Regions from separate parts of the Homo sapiens genome. Here all the other regions are linked to region 1. The links are chromatin loops, found by intact Hi-C in ENCODE. Cell type or tissue: GM12878. All regions are shown on one strand. Each heading gives the region's core, and the rest is flanking DNA. Links, peaks and the distances in the headings are about the cores only.

Evidence for each region. A loop is a pair of places that touch in the nucleus more often than their neighbours do. Peaks named below come from ENCODE experiments on the same cell type or tissue, not always from the same donor. Only the 100,000 strongest peaks of a DNase experiment are listed, where the experiment ranks them.
Region 2: it touches region 1 in a loop (3-fold over the local background); 2 of 110 quality-filtered maps call a loop at or near these places.
Region 3: a loop joins it to region 1, with 4 times the contacts of the local background. A loop is called at or near these places in 2 of 110 quality-filtered maps.

What each region holds. Positions count from the first base shown.
Region 1 is chr5:89,297,649-89,305,243 of GRCh38, reverse strand. All of the region lies in intron 7 of MEF2C-AS1 (MEF2C antisense RNA 1), which reads right to left. Among named protein-coding and RNA genes, the nearest start is that of LINC02161, 280 kb to the left of the region's middle. In GM12878, for the core only: no CTCF peak of the experiment used is centred there; DNase peaks (open chromatin) are centred at 1,993, 2,867, 3,463 and 4,618; H3K4me3 peaks cover 1,961 bases; H3K27ac peaks cover 4,175 bases.
Region 2 is chr5:88,826,166-88,833,760 of GRCh38, reverse strand. All of the region lies in intron 1 of MEF2C (myocyte enhancer factor 2C), which reads left to right. Among named protein-coding and RNA genes, the nearest start is that of MEF2C, 53 kb to the left of the region's middle. In GM12878, for the core only: a CTCF peak has its summit at 4,550; DNase peaks (open chromatin) are centred at 4,420 and 6,410; H3K4me3 peaks cover 3,445 bases; H3K27ac peaks cover 5,000 bases.
Region 3 is chr5:89,229,196-89,236,790 of GRCh38, reverse strand. All of the region lies in intron 7 of MEF2C-AS1 (MEF2C antisense RNA 1), which reads right to left. Among named protein-coding and RNA genes, the nearest start is that of LINC02161, 350 kb to the left of the region's middle. In GM12878, for the core only: no CTCF peak of the experiment used is centred there; a DNase peak (open chromatin) is centred at 4,410; H3K4me3 peaks cover 958 bases; H3K27ac peaks cover 3,973 bases.

The sequences.
Region 1 (7,595 bases), core at 1,027-6,026:
TTCCAGACAACTCATTCTGTGTGATAATGAAGATAAGAGATTCATTTGAAGTTCATCTATTGCCAAATAACTTATCCAGAAATTTTGTTGAGAACCTAGCCAGTAAATTAGACATGGAACCTTGAAGTATTGTTAACTCAGTTCAAATAATTGTATCAGGAGCACTGTCTATGTGACTCAACATTCTGTCTCTAGGTTTATACTCTTTGTGGCATGGCATATAGTAGGTACTCATTAAATATTTGTTGATGAAATGAATGAATAAACAAAGGATATCTTCCCCCAACCTATTATTCATCACACAATGCAAACCTGAGACTATATCAGTAAACAGAGAGAAACCTTATCTTAATCTGCCAAGTATGCTTTTTCTTTCTTGCCAAACTTGCCATACACAAGGGTTACATATACATTTCATCTCATTCTCAGCTTCCTCTGAGGTTTATGACTCCATGCAGCAGCCATGTTTCTCTCCACATGCACTAGTAGAATTCCTGGAAAACATGCCAGAGCAAAGAAAATGCTTTCATTCTGCTATCTGTTAAGGAATGAATTTTTTTCAAACATAAAGGAACCTCCCCATAATTATCTGTTTCTCTATTCTTCTGTCGTATGGTTTATCCCAACGCAGGTAAATCAACAATAATTTCATTAAAAGTCTAAAAATCTTAATAGTTGTTCCTTTCTTTGGAAATTAAATTCTTAGAGAATGTAATGAAGCAAGATAAACAAAAAATTTTCATTAGATTGAAATCTTTGATACTGCAATGTGTCCTGGATATATCTGTAGCCTGTTCTTTATTTTTTAACATATTATAAGAATCATAGTTCTTTTTAAAGGGAAACTTTTGAAAATATATCGCTAGTACCATATATGTAATATTTATGACATAATGCTTTACATTATAAAATGAATGTTATGTTGATATTATCATCAATATATAAACACAATTGGAAAAACAAGAAAACAAGGAAGATTCTCTTCATATTTGCAGCTTGCCATTTGTTGAATATTAAAGTTAAATTGCCAGCCCTTTATAGACTTCTCTTTTCTCTTCATAAGTTGACAAGTTTGCCCAAAACAAGACACATTATTACCACGGTGATTCTATGGCAGTGACTTTCCAGAGTTACTGCTCAGGACTTACTGCCTGAATTGATGATAGGAAGCCCTAAATTCTTCTCCTCCTCTCATGATCTTTGCAGCCTTCACCACCCCACGAAGGTGCAGATTACAATCCCAGATGCTGGCCATTTGTGTATATTCCATTGTATTTTAATTTTATAAGCATCATGGCTAGTAGAAATTTCCTATAGAATTATATTCGTAGCCAGAAATGAAAAATGACCACTTTTTTTGGCCTTTCACTTCATTGGAGCTGCACTTAAACTATTACCTATTTAATTCAAGTGTAAAAACAAAACCCACTAAATATTCAAGGTGAAAGTCTGGAGTATGTTTTAGGATGTCTTTTAACCTCAATTAAATTTCTAAATGTATTAATTCTCCATTTCACTTAGCATTTGTTAGGTGAGAAAGGGGGGCCCCAAAAGAGTTTTATAATGATTAGGGCAAGAAGCATATATTGACAAGGAGAGGCTGTGTGATGAAATTTGCCATCCTCAGTGAATACAATGACAGCACCGTGGGCTTAATACATTTTCTAAAATTTTAAACTATGGTGTAATGTTCTTTTTTTGAAAATATACAAGAGTGATGTAAATTGTGTTATTAGTAAACCACTTAGGATTGTGTTTTTAAGGCTTTTTATATTTGAACCCACAAGTAGTTTGCCAGGGAACGGTGCCCTTAATCACTCTCCGTAGCTAAGCAAACACATTAAGCTGACTTTCTAATTGGCATGAGCCGGATTTCCCTCACCATGATGAGTGTGATTTTGAAACCAAGAAACTTTAGGTTTGTCCTTTAAGAAAAGTGATTTACAGGAGAAGGTTGTGGGAGGGAAAAAGGAACTCTATTTTACCCCAAAAAGAGACAACATCCTTGCCCGAGGTAGCATTGTGACATTGCCAATGCAACAGGGTTGTGAAATACTGAGTTTTTGTTTTTGTGGTGATGTCTGAAAGTACTGGTTACTGCACCAATGTCTTGTTATCATGCATCTCTAGTTCTGGATCTACTTCCTTATAATTGCTAATGAAAACAGAGTGATGAGCAGAGCAGTGGCTAGATCTTCAGTTCAATTCTTCTGTTGTTTGTATTAATAGATGACATCTTCTGAAAATTTCTTAATAATTATATTTGGCATTTAAGAAACAAAATACAATTGTCTTTTCCTATATTTTTAAGTCTATTTAAATTTTTGACTTACAAGCTAACTTATCTTTATTTCTCTAATCCTAGGCATCCACTAAAAACAGTCTCTATTAGTGTATATTTTGCAAGTAATCAAAATCACAGTAACTGAGGAAAATTAGGACAAGCCTAATAGTAGCCAAGCTCTAAATAGGCTTTAAAATAAAAATAGGATATGTGACTCAGAATACAGTACTAGTTCTTCATCTTACAGATGTTCTCAGCCATCGGAGTCAGCGTGGGCTATGACACTGGTAAGTGTGGGTGAAATGGGTAAAATTTTGGAGAGAATGATAGGCTTTTTTTTCAGACTATCTTCCAATTACCTCATATTACTTTATGTTTTACAGAATGTACAGAAAACTTTGCCTACTCATTTCTTATTTGCCTTAATAGCAAGCTTTAAGTGAGCCTTAAATTAGTAATAGAATTGCCTCCCTCTTCTAATGGCATTTTAGGTTTATACAAAACCCATCTCAGGAAACAAGTGTCTGGCTTTAGTTACTTATCAGCTGAGTGGCTACCTCATTAAACAAAATTCACTAATGATTTCTGTCATGACACGCCATTCATTGGGCCAACAAGATAGAAAAGACAGCATCTCTGACCACGGAAGGGACATGACAGAAATGCTGTCATGATATTTATATTCCACCTACTCGAAAGACCAATTGAGAAACTCCATATGGACTCCAGTTTGCCACTAGCCCACAGAATTGAAGTTTCTTAGCTGGCTTAAATTAAGAATTTTGGGTAAGTGTAAAACTTTGCATATATTTATTTTCATAAATCTAGGCAGTTTATTTTCATGTAGTTCTTTTCATCCTACCCAATTCTCTTTTAGTTGACACAATAGGCAAAGGAAATACATTCTTAGAAAGCTTGTAAGAAGAGAGGGCCAGGTATAATAGGAGAAAGTAAAAGAACATTGCTTGATAGCTCTAATCTAAGGTGTATTAGTTAGGAAAAGGTATGTACACCTAGTTTAGAACAATAAGAAAAAGAAGGTAGCCTCCATTGAGGTAGATTGGCTGATTTGAATTATCTGAAACCCCTTCCTCTCACTTCTCAACATTGGCCAAATGGCAGGTGGTACAAGTCCAGTTCCCCAGTAAGTTCCTGTAAACAAAACTACTTATTTATAGACAGCTTCTCAGTACTGTTTTTCAGGAGCTCAGTCAGAACGCAACTCAGAGCCACATCAACTGCAAAGAAAAATAAAGATATAAAATCCTGTTTTGAAAAATTTGCTTTACAACTCGAATGAGGTCCGCCATGTATTTGGGGGGATCTTCAGCATCATGGCTTGAGAACAGGTTTAAAGAAACATAGAAATAAGCCCCATGAACTCCTGCATTGGAGCAAAAAGAAAATACGGCTGACATCATGGAAAACTGCCAGCAGAGTTAAGCAAAATTTGAAATATCTACTTCTCCTTTCTATTCTTTCTTCTTTCTTCTTTCTATAGGGCATTCATTGGAATCAGCTTCGATGGAGGAATAACTGAACCACTGTGTATACAGACAGATCATAAAGCGGTGAACTGGGCTATTGAAATACTGAAGCTTTCCCAAAAAACTTTTGCCATATTTATTTATATAATGCAAAGTAAAATAGTAATATCTTTCTTTCAAAAAATACATGTCAATGTGCTTTAATTTATTCTCATAATTCTCCATATGAAATTTGCAGATATGTGAAGATTAACTCAGCATATATTTCAAAAGGTAAAATCTTCAGTAGTTTTAATCTAGGCTTATGTTACATATAGAAAATAGTAGGAAGAGGTATAGTTGCTTATAAGGATGAAAAATATGGCAGCTTTTAGTATAATCTCTTCTTACATTCTAAAGCACTACATGTATTCACCAACAGCTAAATGAAATCACTTTACACATTCACCAATTTTTATTCAGCAACTATTAAATTCAAGACATCTTGTCTGTTCTGAATATAACTGCAAAGGTACATAAATATAACCTTATTCTTCAGAAACAAAATTTCACCAAAGAGAAAAAGTGTAAGCTTATTTGCAGCAAAGATATATTTGCTACTTGCTGGCCCACATGAGGCACCTATTACATATTTACTGAATGAGTGTATAAACCATAAAATCAAGTAATTTAAATATAACATATGATATAAGCCACAAATGTGATTAATTCCTATGGGATTTAGAGCAAGGGGCATCACTGTTAGCTGAATGATCAGTGAAGAACTCACGGAGTTGAATGAGCTGATAAAGATTTTAGTCAGGCAATAGTTCAAAATAGGGCATTGTTTGGTAGGCAGAAATAAAAGAGGAAGTCTCAGGCAGAGAGAACAAAAAGAACAAGACCATATAAGGGTAGGGTATAAATACAGGATGGGAATAAGGGAGATCCAGGAGATCAATTCTATTTGAGTAGGTGGAGCAGTAATGGGAGAAAATGGATTGGAGCCAGATAACAAAGGCCTCGGCTATTACACTGAGGACCTCACACCTTATTCTGAAGACCAGTGTTTTCCATGTCTCCTAGAGTGCTCTTCTATTGCTAAATTGCTTGAGCACTCACCACCATAAGTGTATAGTTATATATCAGAATTTTGTAAAGTATACACATTATATTGTCCATCTATATCTATCCTTTATGTATATACACAGAGATGTACATACATGAACACATATTACAAGTAGACATTTTTAAGTGTCGACTAAGTGTGACACATCTACCATAATTTTTAACCACATATGATAAATGTATTTAGTTATTTTTGTACATATTTGCTTACTACATGTCATCTGTATTCCCTGCTGAATTGTCATCCTTATAAGAGAAGGAAACATTTTCTTGTTCTTTCTATATTGCAAGTGCCTAGTGCAGAATCTGGCACAGAGTAGGTGCTTATTAAATATTTGTTTGATGAAGAAATAAGTTGAACGGTTGACTGATCAAATTTGTTTTGAGGTGAGAATAAACTAATCTGGAGCCATCAAACATTCTTCATATTTCCCACTAGAGACTCTCTATATATCACGTATTATAAACATTAACCTTCAGTCTTGAAACTATCAATGACAGACTCCATATTAAAGAAAAGATGGGAGAAACAAGGCTGTCCCATCTTGAGTATAACACTAAAATGTTCCCTTTTCTTTAACAGCTTTATTAACATATTATTAATATACAATACATTACACACATTCAATGTGTACAATTTGATGATGGATATAGTCATACACCTGTGAAACCATCACCAGAAATCAAAGTAATAGATATGTCCATCACCTCCAAAAGTTTCCTTATGTCCTTTTATTTGTTATTTTTGGTGAGTGTATCTGTGTGTGTGTGTGTGTGTGTGTGTGTGTGTGTGTGTGTGTGTTTAGAATACTTAAGGAAACTGTCTTAATATAGTTCCCATTTCTACAAACTAAAGACATAGCATTTCTTTCCACAGATGTATTTAAAAAGGAATATAAAATTCCATTTATAATTTCTTCATATAAAACGAAGTATCTCAAAATGAGTTTCCTGGAGTCCAGGGGTTCCCAATAGGATCTTTAGAGGCTTTTCTAGGATAAGGGCTAGAAAAATGTGTTTGAGGAGAGTGACTACAGACTGCTATTTCAACTAGCCATCTCCAGTTTTCTTCTTTAATAGAGATACTTTTTATAGGATACTGTTTGGAAAAAAAAGAGCTCAGACAATTAACACAATGTTTTTTAAAACCAATAATATAAAGGTGTTTAAATCCTGTAGAAATACAATAGAGCTAATTAATAACTGTGTGAAATCTAAAATGAATTTTAGTCATTTTTGTCATATTGGTTTGTTTATATATTGGCACACCTACTCCTCAATCTATGGTATTGCTGCTGAAACTACAGTAAAAAGAAATAAAACTACTACTGTAATTAAAGATGCTTTTATCCCTAAAAGTTGTTGGTGATTATTCTTTTTTGTCTTCCCAAATCCATCTCCTCCCCTTTACTACTTATCAACTGGTCTCCCTTGTTAGTTGGCGTCTGGTCAAGGTCAACCAATGGGACGCATTGGAGGGAGATGAGACCATGGGAAGAGAAGAAAGCCATAGCTTATTTTCCAGTTCCTACCTGCATTCACACTGTATGTCTAGCAGTAGCTTCATCTGCCTCTTGGTTTCCTTTTCCACAGTTCTAGTAGTCACTGGACTCTAGTAACACTTTTTCCTTCTGTTCAGGTCCTAGCAGGTTAACAACTTTCCACTGTTGCTATTCTCTGGATCTTCACTATTTCTTTGTTTGCTCCTTTGCTCCTCTCACACCTCTGTAATTAATTTCTTGTCTCTTTATTTGAGCCATCTGGTGAATGATGTTTCCTACCATTTTCTTGGCTGATACAAAGTTAAAGCCTATTAAAACATCTAAAACTAAAATACAGAAAATTAAAATACTGGTCATTAAAATTTTTACCGTTGATTCAACCTTGTTTACCATGTCTCCAATATATCATACTGTACATTCTTTTTGCCAAAAACAATAACTACTCTATATTCTTAGAGACTATTAGCAAATTAAAACTAAAGAAAAAGTTCATATAATGTTATGTAAAAGAATGTCCAGAAAAATTATTACTTCATTGTAAATAAATATTCAGAACTCTCCATTCTGCACTTGCATGCAAGCTAGAAGGTGACAAGACCACATAACTCACCTCACAAAGCCAGAGAAGACTAAAGAAATATCCTCAAAAAAGTTCAAAGAGTAAATTTATATATGTGCACATGTTCACTTAACTACAAAAAAAGCAGAATATGTTATTATCCGAGGCCCAAGAGACTAGTCAATGACTAGTAGCAAAATAGTTTTGCTTAAGTGTCCACTACTGTCTGTATTTCCGCAAAAAAAGTATAGCTGGCAAGCACCTTAATAATCAGAACTAGCATTTACTCTAAAAAATGTTGTCTCAAGAAACCCTGAAAAAAATGTATGACATGAACATGAAGAAACTTTAATAAGACAAAATAAATAAAGAATTGTATGTTTTGAACATATTCTTGAAAAGACATCATAGAAAGTTTCCATAGAGCTTTTTGGAAAACACTGACTGGTTATTTTTATGTAGCTGAAAAAAAAAAGCACGATATTTTACAAAGGAATAAAGAAAAGTGTCTTGCAATGAGTTTTAAAGAAAATCTTGTTTTGAGAGAAATGTTCAGCAATCCACTCTATTATTTTAGGCCTCTTAAAGGAATATCCACAAAATTAATTGATATTAAAAACAAAAGCAATCACTGAATACATACTGTGAGTTAAATA
Region 2 (7,595 bases), core at 1,443-6,442, 470 kb after region 1:
TTTAACCATACGGAAGCTCAGGCTGAGATTTCTTTTTTAAATGCATAGTTTTGATTTTCAGCAGCTGCACTGGGTCTTTAATCATATATTATCTTTATGAAGCCTTTTTCTAACATATGTTAATTGGCTGTTTTCTGTGACAAATTATGAGCTCTTACTTTGATGAGGTTCAATTGCAATCATGTTGGAGTCGAGTACGTAGAGTTTCCACCCCTGCTGGCTCCTCAAACCACTACAAACATCCGCACGTCACTACAGTGCTGAGTAATGGCAGGATTTGGGCTGGCTGATTTCTCTACAGATTTTTTTTTCCACAGGATATTTTCAGCTTCTTTGTACTAAATCTGTTGCAGGGTTTGCCCTTTTTAGCAGAAGCATGCTCTAAAATTAACATCAAATCTTATTGGAGATTACTATAATACATGAGAAATATTTCATAATTCAACATCCAGTGTCTGTACTGCTTTGCTAAAATTTTAGTACATTTATTACACATTTTTAAAAGTCAGTCAGTTGTAAGGCTGGTAAGTATTTTCTATATCATCAGCATTTTGTAACAAATATTTTGAATTTTCCTCTTGAGAGGGATACAGTTATTAAGTGAATAGATGATCAGGTATATATTTAATTATCATAAAGAAAATGCACATAATGTTTTTCCTGGCATTACCAAATTTATCACTATGTTAAAAATTCCATTGTATTTTCATTTTTCTTTGCAGTTAACATCTGTTGGTTGAGTCATAAGAACAATTACATGTCCCATCAAGGCTAATGTCCTATAAGATGCATAGCATGTATTTCAATTCTCTAACAGTTTTTAATGTATGATTAGGATGAACAGATATGTTCTAATCCATCTGCTCTGAGAACTGTGACAGCCTGCATCAAGTACCAGCAGATGATCAGTGATAGCCATAATTAGCATATATATATAAATACAGTGTATTTGTTTATATTCACAAGAAAGTAGGGTAATTGATTAAAGCCTTCAGAACCTGTGTCAGACACCAGTCATAGTGGGATTAATTTAACTGTTTCTGCTTTGACATCAAAATATTCTAGGTAAACTGCTGCAGTTGTTCAAAATCTAAATCTATGGATCAAATCTTCATACAGGTATTAGACTTTAGAATCAGATGAGCCAGATGTGAATAGGAGCTACTCCTCCTCATGAGGCTGTTTTTAATCAGTCATTTCCCTGGAGTAGCACACAATCAATGAGCTCTAAATCCTGAGGCTACCTGCGCTTGTAGGAAGGCCTGGGAACATCATTACAGAACTTACAATTGGGCATATGTGAAAAAATTAGAGCAGAAATTAAGGGTAAGAAAGGTTAACTTCAGAAGTCTTACTTTGGTACTGCTTTTTTAGAGGGAGGTAAAGAGATAATTTCAAATGTTAAAAAAAAAATAGAATATTAAGCCCAACTTCTAAATGCAGAGAATTTCTATTAAAAGATCATTATAAGCAAGCCAAATAAAAGTTATTATTGATTTATGTTAGCCAGAACTGTTTAAACACGTGTATTATTTCGAGAATGTACATGTGGGTCCATTTCAGGATGAGTAAATAAATGTAAAGATTCTTTTTCGCTAGTACCTCTGCAGCTGTATAGAATGGCTTCAGAAGTCCTATGTGATACTTTGGTGTGCAGTCAATTGACACACTGTGTCTGGAGCTAATGTACATAAGGAAATTTAGTTCCACTTGATAAGACACATGCTTAACTGGCTTTAAGAAAATAAACCAAGAACAATGTGTGAATGAAACAGAGAACTTGGCACTTGACTGTATGGAAGCCCATGAGCCATGTGGTTTAATTGGGGCCAGTTGGGATCATTTAATGATTGCTGTCAGAAGATCAGATTTAATTCTCCTTATAAGAAGACCACAGTGGGATAGAGTTAAACAAATTGTCATCAGAGGTTTCAGATGAACAAAGCCTTAATTAGGTTGATTAGGATGCTGTAAAAGAGATGAAGAGAAATAGAAAAATTGATGAATCACTGAGTTCCATGTTGAGCCACATATAATAGCAATATCATATATATTTTGAGAGATAGTATTATAGCATTTTGAACATCACATATTTGAGCATGTAAAGTTTCTGTGTAAACCTTCTAAATGTGAAGGTTTAGAGATAAAAATAAATGACATTCCACTTAAATAACAGATGATTTATCTAGCATTTTCTCTTTAATGTACAACAAAAACATTGGCAGGGGGACAATGGTATTTCTTCCCATTTCAAGGTCATCTTTAAATGTTAAGTAAATTGGAAAATAAATAATGAAAGAAGCAAATTATTTTCAAGGACATAATTTTCAATCATTTAACATAATATTTGAATGCAGAGTAAAATAAAGCTTTTACTGAGAACGTCCTTTTAGGCATTCACACCACGATCTTAATAATATTGTGATTATTTACTGGTGATAATACTCAAGACAACTCAGGTGTCTTAAAATGTACTCTTATTGTTTTATTTACACATTTCGACAGACTAAAATGTGTTTTTCCATGTGCTGTGCACACATGTGCACACATGCACAAATGTATCAGTAAGACTGAAATATGTGTTCAACACTTATAGGCATATGAGAAAAATATTTTTAGAGTATTTCCATTTTAATCGTGAAATATGATATATTAAAGATGAAGAATATAACGAACATAATTTTTTTCTAACAGGGTCATGAGATGCCTGGGAATTTAGATGTTTTTATCATAATAGCATGAAAATCTATAATAGCAACATCTCCAACTTCTAGCCTAGCTTGCTTTACAGACTATTTTGTTTGACTGAGGTTGATGTTGTATAGTGCTTAACTTGCTTTGTTCAATAACAGCAACAAAAATCCAGCTGCATGTGCTTACTGAGAGGTTAGAGCTGGGGAACAGAACACAATCTGATGTTAAATTGTAGCTCTTGCTTTGTCATAAGACAGTGCAGGCTTTACCTTTGTGGTGAGCCCTACCACATCACTCAGAGGCCTTTGAAAGAAAACATGGTGGCTGCACTGTTGTGAAAAATTAGAAAAACAAAGACATGATAGAACCCTGAATTAATTACCTAATATGATGTGGAAAGACTAAAAGCTGTGGTAGGGTTGGATAGCACAAGGTTCTTCACATATTTAGACCATTTGGAGTTTATTTTGGCATGGGAATAGAGAATGCTATTTTAGCTGCAGTGTGAAAAAAGTGTCCAAGACAAAATAGACCATGGATAACTATGACAGGGAGACTGTGCTTCCCTCACAGTTATTAAATTGTTTATAATGCAATACAATTGTATAAAGGTATGTGTCTCCTAAATTCTGGAACTGTGTAAATAAAATGATGTATGTCAGGGATAATGGCAGGTTAGGCCCACTTATTAAATTAATTGCAGGGGTTAAGAAAACGAGTTCCTTTTTAGCCTTATTATATTTCTGACATACATTTCATCTCTTTTTGTCCTTGGGGAAAGATATTAAAGTAGGACTAGAAGCATTAATGTAGAGTTTTCAGCAGCCGTGGTCATGGGGAAAATTGATGTATTTCCCTAGTTATTTCCACTTTTGCAGCCTGAAGCTCTTCCGTAGCTGATATGTAAGAGAAACTTCTTAATTTTTTTAACACTGTAAATTTATTCTTCATTTGGTGATTATTGTTACAGGATAAATGAGGCATTATCTGTCAGAATTGCTAATCATTAGCTTTGGAAAGTGAGATCTTCATGGTAAATGTAAGGACTACACTATTCACTTGATAGCATTACTATATGATAGGACTTTCACTTTATGCCTTCAAACGGAAGCAATCATACGAGCAGCAGGCCATGTTCCCAGTACTACTGTGTACCCAGGATTCACATATAGTACCACATGTTATGATCATAACCATCCTACAAATGAAGATTTTTTTCCCAGTTATGGGTAGGGCAAGGAAACAACAGTTCCAAGGGATTAAATAATCAGTCTGGAGTCACACAGCGTCCAAGTACCAAGCTAGAATTCTAACCCTGTTTTTTCTGACCCCAAAATCCATTTAACTTCCAATTCTCAGTATCAATTATTCTAATTCCACATAGGAGATGCTATGTAAATATGGCGAAGTATTAAGTGAGGTTATCAATCTGCTTCTGTGTAAGCAAAAATAGTAAAATATTTTTAGTAGTAGTCAGTAAAAGTAGAAGCTGAAGAAAAGAAAATACGTCAGTTGAGAGATACACATCTTAACTGATTGTCAGTCAACGAATAGTCATTAGCTCTTTCTATATGTTTGACACTAGGGTATATATTGTGGATAAAACGGTGAAACAAACAAATAAAACAGATGTTGAGGAAGACAAGCAAACATACAGTTTCAATTGCTGCGAGTGCTGCAAAGGAGAAGGACTCAGTGCTTAGATCTTATGAGAGGGAAATTCGATGTCATCAGGAGGGCGTGGAGTACTTCCTGAGGAGGTGAAACTGAAGCTGAGACAGAAGGGAGGAGAAGTCAAGGAGGTACAAAAGGAAAGGAGGAACATCCAGGCAGAAAGAATTGCCTAGTACACAAAGGCCTAGTGGCAGGAAGGAGCATGGCAGATGTGAGGAAATGGAAAAGATGGTCAACATTATTTGTATATGTGGTACTATGTTACTGAGACTTGAAGATGGTTTGAAATTCATATTGATACTAAATTGGAATAAATTAGGAAAATAAATTGGCATATGGCATGATGGTATTTATCTAGTGGAAAAGAATAGCTGTTCTTTTATTACCCTTAGAAGAGTGAGTCTTGGGTATGTGATTTGGAAATAAACTCAGAATGCACTCATAGCTAAGGTAATGGTATATTTATAAAATACATGGTAAGCTTAGAGAGAAATGGAGCAACTTTCAAGGCCAAAGAAATCCTCCTCAACTCAAGACATCACGCAGTCGAGCATCAATAGGAGTAGTAATTTGGTTATACCTTTTGAAGTTCAGAATAGCTCCTAATGGAAAAAAAGTAAAAGTTCTGCCTGTTCCTTTTAACCAAAATATAATTGCATGCTTCATACATTTTATCAAACAAATCACAAAATAGAAACCTAAATGTAACTAGATGTAACATATTGAGCAAAGTTTTCCACTTAAAAAGATAATGAATCATTTAATTATTTGATTTAGCAATACTAGGTTTGCAGCAACTGGGCTTATGATCATTTTTGCCCCTTACGATGTATCCAGCTTGTATTTATTTAACAGTATTATTTAGTGTTGTGTGATAGAGTGTGCTCAGTTTTCAGCTTTGAGTTTTTACAAAACATTATTTGAGGATACTAGTGTTAGTGAAAATGTAAGTCAATCAAAAAGATCTGCTAATATGAATCAAAGAAAACCGGAATTTTTTTTTGAAAATTGACATCACATATTTCAATGTTTTACCATTATTCATAGGCTGTTTTTATTTAAGTGACTGCATTGTACTTATTGCAGAAAAATACATGCTTTGCAAAGATAAGTTTAGCAGAAGAGAATTAATTTCTTCCCACATCTTTTAATGTGGCATGGCAGTTTCACTCTAAGATCAAAACACATAACTGAAGGTTATGTTTAACTTCTAAATCAAAGTGTTGTGGGAAGATGATTGAAATCTGATGATGACTCAGATACGCTTGATATGTGGTTTTCTTCCTACAGAAACCTTATGTAGAATGCCATTTCCATGTTAGAAAGAACCTAATAGTGAGGAGATTAAATAGTTTCACTATAGATGCAGAGTTTGTGTTATTCACTTTGGTTCCTAGTTTGAATTTTTTTAAAGAACCTCGAGAAACTCAATAACCATAAGAATCTTTTCCCCCTCAGTATATCTTTTTTTTTTTTTTAATGTGGGAGCAAACAAATGATTAGCATATTTTACCAGCATGCATTGATTTTTTTTTTGCCGGTTTTCATAATTCTTTTTTTTAACCAAAAGTTTTAATGTATCTATTTTGGTTCTTTGCTTGCATATTTTTCATTTGCCTCAAAGGGTAAATTCCAATTATATGACTGCATTAACTGTGTACGATGACTTTTGTAAGGCCTGGTAAACAATAACTGAGATATATCTGCTATTTCAATGAAGTCAATGTGTTTGTTTTCTTATTTTCATTTCTTAAAGCAATCATAATAAAACACTAACCTAGAGCTGACATGAATTTTTCTCAGGTGTTTTAAAGATGGAAATTAAAAATCACGCTCCCGGTCTGAATTGTCCTCATTGTCCCTTATCTGAACCTCTCCAAGGCCTCTGTGTGTGGGGTGTGCAGCACAGCACACTCAGACGGTTCTGCTCAGAGAAGGAAGTGGAGAGTTTTGGTTCCCATTTTACACTTCTGGAACAGTTTAGGGAAGGAAGCACCTTTACACCTTTTATTGTTCGTGGTTGCTGACATCATATCCTTCCCTGACCAGTCTGTGTGCGTGTTTCCTGCCATTCTGTCAAAATTCTTCTGTGCTACTGGGAGAGATTTGTAGGAGGGAAGGAGGGAGGAAGAGGGCAAGAAAGAGTGAGGGAGGGAGGAGGGAAATGGAGGGGGGAGGTATGTGTCACTCAAGGGAACTTGTTTGTAAATGAGATAGCCCAGTGGGAGAATGATCTTTAGCATCTGTCCAGAAGAAATTCTTCTCGACTTGGGTCTCAAACCACTTTGCCTTCATCTGCCTGCTTATGCCAAACTCAAAATGAGCAGAAGCCTGCCATAATGAAGTTCCCCTTTTTAGTAAGCAGCCTCATTTTAGTTTTCTTTTATCTGGGTTGGCATTTTTTCTTTAGAAAAAAAAAATGCAGAAGACTGTAATTCTATAGAGTGTAACTATAGTAGAGCAGTTCTTCATCTTTTTTTTTTTAAATTAGTGATTATTTATATGTAGCTCTGTCATTTTCTAAGAATGCTTCTTTCCTGTGGAAAAAAAGTAGTGGCAAGGCTGTTGGAATTATTTTAAGCTTATGGTTGATTGTACGTAATGAAAGTTCTCAGCATAACTTGAAATTTTACTACATGTAGGCTAGCTGTTATATTCCTTTTTCATATACACACAAAACAGTTTTACAGATTACTAAAGTTAAATAATCTCTTTCTTCGCCTCTCTAGGCCTCCTACAAATTGATACTTGAAACTGACCTTTTAATATAGTTTTTGCATAAAAATTAGGTTAGAGAAAATGTTGTGCTAAGAAAACAATGCGTGAGCTATTGTTGACCTTCCTAATTCTTTAAATTTTTAGTGACAGCCTTGAAATGTGGTGACCCATAATCAAATGTTCTAAACCACGTTTCATGATAGACTTTACTTCATGACCAGTTACTTAGTGTCATCATCACCACATATTACTCTGCACGTGTACTTCATACTAAATTTTGGATTTTAGAAATGTTCTGAAGGCAATACCTCAAGAAATATTTATACAGAAAACAAAAGTTTAGTTCTATTGAAATTTAAACTTGCTTCTCTCTACATTGCTTTGCATATTTCAAAAAAGAAAATATATTCAATGGCATTTTTATCAACCACTTATATATACATAGATACATACACACATTCTCTTTGGCAAAATTTTTTTCCAGCATGTTTTAAGAAATTTTTTTTTAA
Region 3 (7,595 bases), core at 1,716-6,715, 69 kb after region 1:
CTTTTTTCTTTCTTTACATGATTTATATATTTTAAAAAGCATATTCCACTGCTGTAAATTTCATTTTAATGAATTGTATTGCATTATGTAGACATACCATAATTTATTTAACACTTTTCTAGTTTTGTTCCCAATTTTTCACTATTGCATTATTCAAAACTAGAATGCAATCAAATTACCCACTTGGGATTCATACATTTAATAGTTGGCATTTTTTTTCTATTCCCCTTGAAGTTTCATTCAGTGATAGAATTGTTTCTGCTTTCAGCCTTTTGTTGAGAAAATATATTTTTGAAAAGTTGATTTTCCTGTCAAAAGCCTTTCTTATTTCCTCTTTTTAAGTGCAAAAGTCAGCATCTAAACACATTGTTTTGCAACATTTTTTCCCTTAACAATATATACCTGTTGGAATATTTCCATTTCAGTATTTCAGTGCATAGAAAGTTTCCCCTCTTTTTTCCCTCACAAATGCAGGGTATTGTATTTATGGATGTACCATAATTTCTTTAGCCAGTGCCTTACTGATAGAAATTGGTTTTGTTTCTTTTTTTTTGCTACAGCAATCGATACTGCAATAAATATTTTGTAGACCTTCATGTTAATGTGTACCAATATATCTCTGGACAGATTTCAGAAATGTGATTGTTCAGTAAAATTATAATTATGTATGTAACAGTCATTCCCACCTTCTTGAATTTGTGTTAAAACACACCCACACACATACACATACACACATCTGGGAATATACAAAAGAAAATATGTTCATTCAAGTGATTAACTTGTGTGGAAAGAGAGCATGGACTAGGTGGATGGGACATAGTACAGCATTTAAATTTTTCACATTTTATATAATTTATGTTTTTAATTTGTATTTGTATTGTGATTCTTTGTATTCCTCTATTCAAAAAGTAAGTTTTAAATCCTTATCTGTCAATATCACCTAAAAACCCAACTCAGGATCCTAGCAGAGAGGTCTACAGACTGTTACAAAACTCAAACTGGTACATGTGAGCAGGTCCTGTGCCCTAATTCATTAGGTTTCATGGCATTTAAGACATGGGAAAGGCATCTCCAATTTAGGCAGCATGTCTAGATAGAAGCAGAGAAGGATTTGGAACACTAGTCTCTGTGTAGTCCACAAACAGCCTACTAAATAACCACAGATTCCCCAATATTACAATGAAATCCTAAAAAGAGATAACTACTCAGAGCACTTTTTCCATGCCTATCACTTGTGAACAATATAACGTGAGAACTGGTCTTCCCCTCCAAGGATGGGATATATTCAAAAACAACTATCTATTTTATAATTTAGGACACTCTAAGCAGAGCATCAAATATTTCCCACAATGAAGACAGAAATCTTTCTAGGAAGAATGTCCTCTATGCAGTGATCACTCTCTATTAATATTTTTTGACCTAAGTTAAAAAATAAGGGGAAGAGAGATGTAAAGAAAGAAATTTTTTATGCCCTAAGATGAAGCTTCTCTCCATCTGCCCATTAACCTCTGTCCATCTCAGACATGGAAACAATAAATTAGCGGACATGCATGAGAAAACCATTATGTAACTCTGCAGTCATAATCTAATGACCTCTAAATCTGCTGCTTTTTTTTTCTTTTCTCCGTTTTGAACCATGTAGTCACATATTAAATCAAGTAAGAGTGGAAGAAAGCTGAACACAGACTTAAGAAAAGCACCTAGGAAAAAATCTCTTTTATAATAGAAAGAAATACAAAATGTACTAAAAACAAAACCAATGAACATTATTTGCTATAATTGAAAATTAAATTTTACCAAAATTAGTATGTGTATCTTCAAACCTATAAATGATATCTGTCAAAGACAAGGGTCTTAAATGTTGACTCAGAAGGTTGGCAGAATTCTGAGAAAAAAAAAGGGTTCAGTAAGTTATTCCGATGCACTCCTCACCAAAACAGCACTCATAAAGGGAGCCTATAAGCTGAAGCCAACATCCTGTTACTACATCAACTTTAGAAGCATGGAGACACTACACTAACAAAAAGAAGTTAATGCTACTTTAAGAAAAGCAGGTAGCAATTTGGCAGCTCAATAAAATTGTTGATTTCACAATAGGCAATTAATTCTATATCATGAAAAGTTCTTTTCCCTATTACATATCAAGATAATTGTTACCAATACTACTATAGAATCTCAAATATAGCCCTACCCTCATGGTTTCTTATATACTTCTAGTGGCTTGCTGGTATAACAACTACTTCTCTGGGGGAAAAAAAAGTGTGTGTGCATCTATGTACACAAGTTAATTATAAATTGTACCAATATAAAGGGCATGTAGCACACAATATAATGAGAAAGATGAAAGTGATACAGTAAAGATATAGCAGAATGCACCTATTTGTCAGTTATGTATGAGTAACTTCATTGAATCAAATAATAATTTTCAAATATTGGAAGACTAGCTCCTCAATTTTTATGCTATTCATAATGTAATGAACACAAGCGAGGCACTGAAATTTAACCTGCCGGGTTAACATTTTCTCCATCACTTTCTTAAGTTTGTACAATCAACAAAACAATAATTCAATCCCCAATTATTAACATTTAGTAATTTTCATGGTGTAAACGCTACCACCATGGCTGATTCAAACTACTGATGTGGCATCGATGGATAGGGAATTATGAAGAGATACACAATAATACATCATTGTTCAGTATTTCCACTATGATATAGTCAATGTGAATAATCATGAAGGCAAAGGTAACAGTAAAAAGCAGTAAATGAATTAGGAAATAATGTATTTAAATACATCTTTTTTATTTCAATATAATTTATTTAATTGTAAGCTTGCATTACAAATATTTTTAATAATGGCCTTGAGGGCAGATCACTTAAGCCCAGAAATTAGAGACCAGCCTGGGAAACATAGGGAGATCCTGTCTCTAGAAAAAATACAAAAATTATCCAGGCATGGTGATGCATGCCTGCAGTCCCAACTACTTGGGAGGCTGAGGTAAGAGGATCAATTGAGCCCAGGAGGTCAAGGTTGCAGTGAGCCATAATTGTGCCACTGCACTCCAGCCTGGGTGACACAGCAAGATGTGCCTCAAATGATGACTGATGATGATGATGATGATGATGATGATGATGATGATGATGGCCTTGAACAACTGGCTTGCAAAATTAGTGAAAATTTAACAATTAGCTCTGATGAGCTGGTGAAAGCTTGCTCCAGCACATCTTTTGATATTCCCCTGGGCTATTCCCAACAAATATTGTTTTCCAAAATGTTCACTCTGATTTTGTTGCTTGGGCCTCCTAACCTCTCTTACTCATGGAAATAATATTATTGATTACGGCTAGGTGGAAACAGGCCCTAAATAAAACTTTGCATTTGTAATAATTAAAATTCCTTGTAAAAGAACATTTAAACTTGAAGTCCATTTAATTGCAAAAGAATAAACACGAAGGAGAAGTTTAATTAGGCTCAGTGACAACTTCAAAGGCTGTGGAATGTGCTCAAAAGTCACCTTTGAATCACCACAAACATCTCTTTCACTTTTATTCTTTTCTGGTTAAACAGACTGCAAGTTTAAATGTCTTGCTTACTAAAATGGGCAAACATTTTATAGTGATTCCAAAGGTGACTTCTGAGCACAATCCACAGCTTTTGAAGTTGATGTCACTGCTTCTAATTAAATCTAATTACACTGAAGAAGCTGCTATGAGATAGGAAAAGGGAAGGCTGTATATTAAAAGCTAAATGCAAATGATCTCAATTTGGAAAAGTATGCTTAATATTTGCTCAGTTGTCAATATTCCCTCTAAAACTACCCACATCCAGGGGATCTTCTTTCACTTTTATGCTCTCTTAAAGAAGAAATGCTCTCAGACTAACTTGTCCTATGCAAATTGACTATTTTTTTTTTATTTTAATTTTTCCAGGCTGTTTGACCACGGTAGAGTAAATAAGACCTTCTGTACAGGGTTAAGAATTTTAGAAATCATTACTAAATAGATTTTTTAATACTGATGTCTTGCCAAATCAGAAGACAAATAGTGTGAAATAGCTTTTAATGTTTATCTACGTTGAGTTCTTAATCATAAAGCTTTAGCTCAGCATGAGCTTTTAGTTTACACTGAATGAGGAAGAAAGGTTTTAGTTTTTGCAGCATATATATTTCTAGTGCTCCTTTCTGATTTTATGGGCAATCCTGTCTTCATGCTTTCTTAATCTTGAAGCTTTTTCAAAGGCAACATACTGTGCCAAATGTACAGCGATTATGTAATGTGGACAAAAATCCAGTGGGAAATGTGTAGAGCAGATCAAAATCATTCCACTTAAGACCTTTTACAGTCATTTGATCTAATGATGTTCACTAACGTTTGATGTACTAAAAGGCAACCACTGTGTGAACATAAGGTTTGCATCAACATGTGACTTCTCAGTGAAACCGAGATCATTGTGGTCTTTTGAAGACAGTTTTACATACAAAATAATAATATCTATACAGTCCCATGACACACTTTATGAATCACTAAATTTTATGCCACTTCCTATGAAAAATCTTTCTCATGTCAACTGGTCATCAAAGCAGTGTCTTATATGCATGGGAAGCAAAATGGGGAATTTCATTGATTACCCAAATTGAAAGTATAGCTCATATAAATTTTTGGAGAAAAAGTAAATTGTCATCTAGTTTACTAACTTTGACACAGCCACAGATCAAAATTGTTCCATAAACTTATTTAAGCTAGAAAATATTTCCTCATTTCTTTTCATGTTCTACTCTTCAGTTACTTTTTTTCAAGGTTCACCAATACTGTGCACTTCAGGATTCAACTATACATGAGTAACTCTACTATAAGCTCAGACATGTAAAGAGCTTGGAAATCATCACTCCTGTTCTTACAATAAGAAAGAGCTGAACAAACAGAAATGCAACGACTTTTCTTGAGAGAACTGAGATTACAGGGTAAATTTCTATCTAGATATCTGGAAAGACAGCCAAATCCAGAGATTCACAGTATTCCAGGAAAGATTTGCTTACCTGGGGTAGAAGTCTCTGGAGCTCATAAAATGGTAGGAGCACTTAAATGGTAATTTTGCCACATTGCAAAGGCTGAATGGACTAGCATGAGAGTGTAAAATTCCTGGGGTCACAGACTTAGGGAGGCCCCACAATTTTGTTGGCTTTACCTCAAGGAATCCCACCAGATTCTCACAGCGAAGAGCCAACAAAGATCCTTCAGCCAGAAGCAGGAGTTAAAGCTTCAAGGAAATAGGTTAGGAATGCTACGGCCGGAGAAGTAGAGAAGAGGCCTAAGGGAAACCTATACCACTGGCAAAACACTTACCAAAGTCATAGCCCTAAAACACAGGCCCACTGAAAGAGTAGTGTTTAATTGTAAGATTACAGAATTTTTCACCTCTTGCGTTCCTTTGCACAGCAACAGCACTCTGGTATAACAACAGTGGACCATAGCTGAAAGAGCTTCAAGATGTCCACTGTCTTTGAGGAGGAACATTTAAGGGTGTCCAAAGTCAACAGGAGAGAAACATCAAGGACACTAGAGGAATTTAAAGCTTCTGGCACATATTAGCTACAGCAAACATAAACACGGACCAACTCTCAGCAAAATTAACATAAATCCTTACTCTATAAGCCTAATTATGAAAGTTCTTATTATCTAATATATCACATCAAGCAAAAAACTTACAAGGTATACTAAAAGAAAAGAAGACACATAGTCTGAAGAGACAAAGCAAGCATCATCAGGACAGTCTCAGACATGACATTCCATGTTAGAATAAGACAGGAATTTAAAATAACAAATATGATTAATGTGTTAGGGCTTCAACAGAAAAAGTAGACAACACGCAAAAATAGATGGGTAATGTAAGTAGAAAAAAGAAAATTTAAAGAAAAAAACAAAAAGGAATAGTGGAAATTAAAAATGATACAACAAATAATGTCTTTAATGACCCTGAGAGTGACATCAGCAAGAGGATGAGATGAGAGACCAGCACTCATCTCCTCACAGAAATATCAGTTTGAACAGCTTCCATACACACATGGAAATAACTTCACAAGAGCTAAGAAATTCAGGTGAGAGATTACAGCACCTGACAGGAGCACATAAATAAGAAAAAGATGCTTTGAAGAAGGCAGAAAGGACAGTTTCACATTACCCTCATTATCCCTCCCCCTAGCTCAGTAAGTATGGTATAGAAAGAGATACCCTGTGCTTGGCGGAAGTACAAACTGATCACCTGATATTGCTGTGAACCCCAGCACCAGACTGGTCCCTGCAACTCCAGGCTATAGGCCACTCCCTACAGACACAGTCCCCAGGCCTGACCCAGCACAGGCTATAGGCTGGCCCAAGGCCGGATAGGCCTCATGAAGCCAGAACCCATACCTGCTCCCACAGACTCAGGCTCCAGGCCACACACCATGGACCCAGGCTCCAGGCATGCACTGGTGCCAGACCTGCCCTTGTACACCCAGGTTTTAGGCCCATGACAGCACCAGAACAACCCTATGGCTTCAGGTTCCAGGCATACCCTAGCACTAGGCTAGCTCTTAAGGACCCAAGCTCCAGGCCAGCCACCATGGCCCCAGGCTTCAGGCTTGCTGCAGTCATTCTACATCAGCCCAAGTAGACCCAGGACCCATGCCTGCCCCCACAAACTCAGACTCCTAACAACCTCAGCATCAGGCCTGAGCAGACCCAGGCTCCAGGCCCACCCCCATATTTCTGGGCTACAGGTCCACCAGCATGGACCCAGACTTCAGGCCCATTCCGTGTTCCCAGGCAATAAGCCACGTACATCTGTGGGCCACAGATCAAAGCTCCAGGCCCACCCCAGTGCCAGGATGGCACCTGTGTAGCCCCAGGCTCCAGGCCAGCCCGCATGAAACCAAGACCCAGGCCCTCCCCTACAGACTCGGGATCCAGGTCAGTTCAGCATCAAGCTAGCACCTACAGAACCAGTTCTTAGTCCTACCCTATGGCCCAGGCACCAGATCTGCCCCTGTGGACTCAGACTCCAGGCCCACCCCAGTGTGAGGATGGCCCACTGGGACCCAGGTTTCAGGCCTACAGCAGTGCAAGGATAGCTTTGATAGCTCCAGATTCTAAAGGAGTCCCTAAAGACCCAGGACCCAGGCTTGCCCCTATGAGCTCAGTCTCCAGGACTGCCTCAGTGGGTGCCAACACCAAACTGGCACACATGGCCCCGGCTCCAGGCTCAGCCATATATAACTAGATACGATGCCTGCATATATGCACCAAGGCTCCAGGCCTGGCCTCACCCTCATCACCATGCCCGCCCTAGTGGACTCCAGCAGGAGGCCCGCACCTGCAGACTCAGGCTGTATTTCAGCCAAGCTCTAGACCCACACCACTGGACCCAGATGCTAGGCCTATCCCCAAAGATCAAGGCCCTGGGATAGTCTTTGCAGACCTGGGAGCCAGACCCTCCAGCCCACTGACCCAGGCACCAGGAAGCCTCCCTCCCTTGCACCAAGGACTTCAGAAGCAAGCATGCATGTACCCCATTGGCTGTCCTACCTAGTATCTCTAGAAGGGTGAAATGATGACGGAC